Linked DNA regions of Homo sapiens: region 2 is linked to region 1. Evidence: read pairs that join two places in POLR2A ChIA-PET (ENCODE). Cell type or tissue: HepG2. All regions are shown on one strand. Links, peaks and the distances in the headings refer to the core of each region. The heading gives the core; the rest is flanking DNA.

Region 1 (2,903 bases), core at 120-2,619:
CAAGTATGGATCATCCCTATGTGCCTTCCTTTCCGTCTACACCAGGTTAATGGGGTTGACGTATGGGTGTGACTTCCTGTCCAGGTCTCTGTAGCTTGTTCTCCTGGGGGTGGGGGGCGGGGTGTGATTGTTACTAGGCCTGCTAAGAAGAGGAGAGCAGTGTATCTGTCTCCCTCCTGGTGGGTGTGACAATGAGATTGGAAGCCATCTAAGATAGGCCAGGAGATGTATGTCTGGACAAACATGCCCCAAGCCTGACGGCCCCCATCGTAGCCTCCCTCGCAAGCCGCGCCCCAGACTAGAGAGAGGGCCTGCGCATTCCTGTCCTGCCAGTCCGGCAGTTCCCTCTCCTGTCTCCTCAGCTTTACACCCAAAGCAGCCGCTGCCTCAGGTCCAAGCCTGAGCCCGCGGCAGAACATTGGGCTGCCTCCCAGGCCCTGACACCCCCAGCCCCGAGGTCCTGTCCACCCGGCAGACAACTTGCCTTCCCCCTCGGGCCCCTTCCCCCACTAGGCCCCACGGACGAGGAGCTGAGCTCAGGGCCAAGGAATCCTGTCTCAAAAGGGGGGGTAGGATGAAATGTTTGGGGTCTGGGCTCTGATTGGCTGCGCCCGGGCCACGCCCCCAGCCCTTTCCCCTTTCTCCCCCCTCGAAAGGGGGGCGTGAAGGGAGCCGGGATCAGCCAGGGGCCAGCATGAGCCGGAGGGAGGGAAGTCTGGGTAAGGGGCTGAGGGACCGGACGCCGGGTCGCTGAGGGGCGCAGGAGTCAGAGGGATTGGGAGCTGGGGGTCTGGGTTTCCGCCACCCCCGGGTCCGGGAGGGGAGCGGCCTTGGCGGGGAAGGGCAGGGCTCCGGTGTCAGGTAACGAGTGAGCGGGTGAGTTGTGAGAAACAGCAGGCGCTAGGGTTTAGAGGAGGCCTGGGGCTGAGGTTTCAGGGACCTGGGCTCAGGGCTTAGATCACCGGTTCGAGTACACCCAGGGGGAGGACTGGGGTCGGGGCTGGGGCAGGACCCCTGCGTCCACTGAGTCTCGGGAAAGAATCAGAGCTGGGGGGCTGAAGGAAGGGGTAGAGTAAGGGAAGGCAGTCTTGGAGTCACAGGAAGTAGTGAGTGACAACAGGAGACGAAAGTCTGGGCTGCTGAGGATCGCGACTGGTGCTGGGAAACTTCGGGGGTGGGGCGGGGGCGGGGCACCGGGTCAGGACTACATTCCCCAGCACGCATCGGGCGCGCGCTGTGCGTTTCGGGAAATGGAGTCCCTCCCGGGGCGCCAGACACTGGCTCTTGCGGACCTTGATTCGCTGACTAGCCAGGCCAGCGCCTTGCATGGATGGGGCATCAGGGAGAGAAATGGAAATGGAAGTCAGTCTCCCTATCTGTAAAATGGGCCTTCAAGGCACATTTTGATATGAAGTTCTGTACTTCGATGATGTTGAAGTCCACTAGCAGTCACTGAGGTAGAAATATGTAAGCCCTGTCTTCAAAGGGCTCTCAGGCTAAGGCAGATACACACAGAAAAGCCGTTAAAAGAGCTACCCTGGAACTCATGCAAATGGCCTTAAGTCAAAGGAAGGAGTTCGTTTATAAAGGAGAAGTGATTCTGGAGGCTTCACTGAGGAGGCAGTACAGTCATGCACTGCATAACAACATTTGGTCAACAGGTGGACCGCACAGACAATGGAGGTCCCATAAGATTCTATGCATTTTTAGCCTGGGCAACATGGCGAAACCCTGTCTCTACAAAAAAATACAAAAATTAACCGGGCATGGTGGCGCATGCCTGTAGTCCCAGCTACACAGGAGACCCAGGCGGGAGGATCGCTTGAGCCCAGGAGGTCGAGGCTGCAGTGAGCCAAGATTGCACCACTGCACCCCATCCTGGGCGAAAGAGCAAGACTCCGTCTCTCTCTCTCTCTCTCTTTCTCTTTTGGGATGGAGTCTTTCTCTGTTGCCAGGCTGGAGTGCAGTGGCCTTGGCTCACTGCAACCTCTGCCTCCTGGGTTCAAGCAATTCTCCTGCCTCAGCCTCCCAAGTAGCTGGGACTACAGGCGTGTGCCACCAAGTCCAGCTAATTTTTTTTTTTTTGTATTTTTAGTAGAGATGAGGTTTCATCATGTTGGCTAGGATGGTATTGATCTCTTGACCTCGTGATCCACCTGCCTCAGCCCTCCAAAGTGCTAGGATTACAGGCGTGAGCCACTGCGCCTGGACAATTTTTTTTTTTTTTTTTGAGACGAAGTCTCGGTCTGTCACCCAGGCTGGAGTGCAGTGACCTGATCTCAGCTCAATGCAACCTCCTCCTCCCAGGTTCAAGCGATTCTCATGCCTCAGGCCCCCTGGTAGCTGGGATTACAGGCACCCACCATCATGCCTGACTAATTTTTGTATTTTTAGTAGAGACAGGGTTTCACCAGATGGTCCCGAACTCCTGACTTCAAGTGATCCGCCCGCCTCATCCTCCCAAAGTGTGGGATTAAAGGCGTGAACCACTGAGCCCAATGCCTGGCTAATTTTTGTATTTTTAGTAGAAACGGGGTTTCACCATGTTGGCCAGGCTGGTCTCAAACTCCTGACCTCAAGTGATCTGCCCATCTCGGGCTCCCAAAGTGCTGGGATTACAGGCGTGAGCCACCACGCCTAACCGATATATATTATATAATAAAATACATACCTATATATGTATTTTAACTGTAGCTTTTCTATGTTTTTATTTATTTATTTATTTAGAGATAGGGTCTTACTCTGTTGCCCAGGCTGGAGTGCAGTGGCACACTCACAGCTCACTGCAGCCTCGACCTCCCGGGGTTCAAGTGATCCTCTCATCTCAGCCTCTCAATTAGCTGGGACTACCGGCATGTGCCACTATGCCTGGCTTATATTTGTATTTTTTGTAAAGATGGGGT
Region 2 (2,903 bases), core at 270-2,769, 260 kb before region 1:
GATTCTCCTGTCTCAGCCTCCCAAGTAGCTGGGATTACAGGCATCCACTGCCACGCTGGGCTAATTTTTTTGTATTTTTAGTAGAGAAAAGGTTTTTACCATGTTGGCCAGGCTGGTTTCAAACTCCTGACCTCAAGTGATCCGCCCGCCTTGGCCTCCCAAACTGCTGGGATTACAGGTGTGAGCCACCGCGCCCAGCAATATTTTATTTGCTTTTGTTTTTGTTTTTTTGAGACAGAGTTTCACTCTTGTTGCCCCAGCTGGAGTGCAATGGCACGATCTTGGCTGGCTGCAACCTCCACCTCCTGGGTTCAAGCGATTCTCCTGCCTCAGCCTCCTGAATCTCTGGTATTACAGGCGCCTGCCACCACGCCCAGCTAATTTTTGTTATTGTTAGTAGAGACGGGATTTCGCCATGTTGGCCAGGCTGGTCTCGAACTCCTGACTTCAGGTGATCCACCTGCCTTCACCTCCCAAAGTGCTGGGATTACAGGCGTGAGCTGCTGCGCCTGGTGTGTTTGAGTTTATACTGGGTAGGGAGTCATGGTTAACGCCTATAATCTCACCCAGAGTCTGAGATGGGAGGCTCCGTTGAGTCCTGGAGTTCGAAACCCCGTCACTACAAAAAAATATATATAAAGAAAAAAAAATTAAGCGGGCGCGGTGTGGCACCTGTGGTCCCAGCAACTCGGGAGGCTGAGGTGGGAGGATCACTTGAGCCAGGGAAGTCGAGGCTGCAGTGAGCCAAGATCACGCCGCTGCATTCTAGAATGGGCGACAGCCTAAAAAAAGTCAGCCTTAACAATAACAAAAAAGACAATGGCTAGGGCCCCTCCCAACCTTTCATGCCCTACCCGGAGCCCCTGCGCGGCCCTTACATTTAAAAGCCCCTTTGGGAGGCTGAGGTTGGCGGATCACTGGAAGTCAGGGGTTCAAGACCAGCCTGGCCAATATGGTGAAATCCCGTCTCTACTTAAAATACAAAAATTAGCCTGGCGTGGTGGCGGGAGCCTGTAATCGCAGTTACCCTGGAGGCTGAGGCAGGAGAATTGCTTGAACCCGAGAGACGGAAGTTGCACTGAGCCGAGATCGCGCCACTGCACTCCAGCCTGGGTGACAGGGCGAGACAACGTCTCAAAAAAAAAAAAAAAAAGCCCTAAAGGACCACTCTTGGATCTGATCCTGAGAAAGTCCCTTAGAAAACATGGCGACGCCAGCCTCACCACCTGTTTCCAAAAGCAGTGTGACGCCCTTCGCTCCCTTAGTCAAGCTAATCTTACTAAATAAGGAACAAGCTTCCCCTGAGGCTTGCCCTTCAGCGCACTGGCACTGCCCACCCGAACGGGCGTCACGGATCCTGGTCAGTCTCTAGGATCGCGCTCGCTGATAGGACGCTTCTGGTCGAACGTCCAAACAAGGTGTGCGGTGATTGGGCCGCGGAGGGCGGGGCGTTTGAACGGCGCGTGCGTGGGAGTTCCCCAGGCCGGCGTCATTAGGATCCTGGTGGGCGGTGGGACTTGGGTTCAAAGAAGACCAAGCAGGCAGACGTGTTCGGGGGCCCGCGGGTTCCGAGACTGGAGACTGGACCTTTGGCTGTCCCCACGTGCATTCTAGGTCAACGGTGCGGTGGCAGAACCCTGGGGCTCTCCCCCGCGGAACTCGGCCCTGGCCGAGGCCCCAACCACGCTAGTAGGAGGAGGCCGAGCATCCCTCCTCGAAATCGCGAAATCCCGGCCCGACAATGTAGCCACGGAGTCGAAAGCCGCGTGCGAACTTGGCACTCACAAAGCCTAGATAACCGTCTATTTTCTCCTGTAAAATAGGAGGGATGGACCCCCACAGATCATTGTAAAAGGTTCTTACAAAGAAAAATCCTCCTGGACTGGGCACGGTGGCTCACGCCTGTAATCCCAGCACTTTGAGCGGATCACACTTCGAGACCAACCTGACCAACATGGAGAAACCCCGTCTCTACTAAATTAGCCGGGCGTAGTGGCGCATGCCTGTAATCCCAGCTACTCTGGAGGCTGAGGCAGGAGAATCGCTTTAACCCGGGAGGCAGAGGTTGTGGTGAGCCGAGATCGCGCCATTGCACTCCAGCCTGGGCAACAAGAGCGGAATTCTGTCTCAAAAAAAAAAAAGAGAGAAAAGAAAAATCCTGGAAGTCAAGTAAAAATGTGTGAAGGTGTTTTATAAAATATGAAATATCTAGAATACACAAATCTATAGAAGGACTCGGGGAAAGGGGAGTGAATGCTAATAAATACAGAGGTTCTTTCTGGGGTGATGAAAATGTACTAGTACTGATTGTGGCCGCGCTAGCACAAAAATCCGTTTCATTGGCCAGACGCTATGGCCCAGGGAAAAAAAGAAGGACTAGGGGGAATGGGGAGTGAATGCTAATGAATATGCAGTTTCTTTTTGTGGTCATGAAAGTGCACTAAAATTTTCATGCTAGCACAAAAATTGAATTGTACACTTCAAATAGGTGTATTTGTGATGTGCATTCTAGCTCCATAAAACTCAAAATGTGTGAAAATTCTTTGTAACTTTACTAAAAATTGGGGGCACTCTATAGTTTACAAAACTATCCCCATCCAGGCAGGGCACGGTGGTTCACACCTGTAATCCCAGCACTCTGGGAGTCTGAGGCGGGCGGATCACCTGAGGTGAGGAGTTCAAGACCAGCCCGACCAACATTGTGAAACCCCGTCTCTACTAAAAATACAAAATTAGCCGGGCGTGGTGACGCATGCCTGTAATCCCACTTACTCGGGAGGCTGAGGCAGGAGAATCGCTTGAACCCGGGAGGCAGAGGTTGCAGTGAGCTGAGATCGCACCATTATACTCCAGCCTGGGCAACAAGAACAAAACTCCGACTCAAAAAAAAAAAAATTCTCCAT

What was found. Peaks named below come from ENCODE experiments on the same cell type or tissue, not always from the same donor. Only the 100,000 strongest peaks of a DNase experiment are listed, where the experiment ranks them.
Region 2: POLR2A ChIA-PET joins it to region 1 with 5 read pairs; 2 of 35 experiments call an interaction of 5 or more read pairs at or near these places.

Annotation. Positions count from the first base shown.
Region 1 is chr16:30,895,950-30,898,852 of GRCh38, forward strand. CTF1 (cardiotrophin 1) reads left to right here and starts at 665. Exons shown (of 3, transcript NM_001330.5): 1 at 665-719. The coding sequence starts at 695. RefSeq lists enhancers at 1-338, 1,202-1,251. In HepG2, for the core only: no CTCF peak of the experiment used is centred there; DNase peaks (open chromatin) are centred at 622, 912 and 1,252; H3K4me3 peaks cover 1,411 bases.
Region 2 is chr16:30,633,034-30,635,936 of GRCh38, forward strand. No RefSeq gene overlaps it. Among named protein-coding and RNA genes, the nearest start is that of PRR14, 16 kb to the right of the region's middle. RefSeq lists enhancers at 433-1,384, 1,385-2,335. In HepG2, for the core only: no CTCF peak of the experiment used is centred there; a DNase peak (open chromatin) is centred at 1,368; H3K4me3 peaks cover 1,897 bases.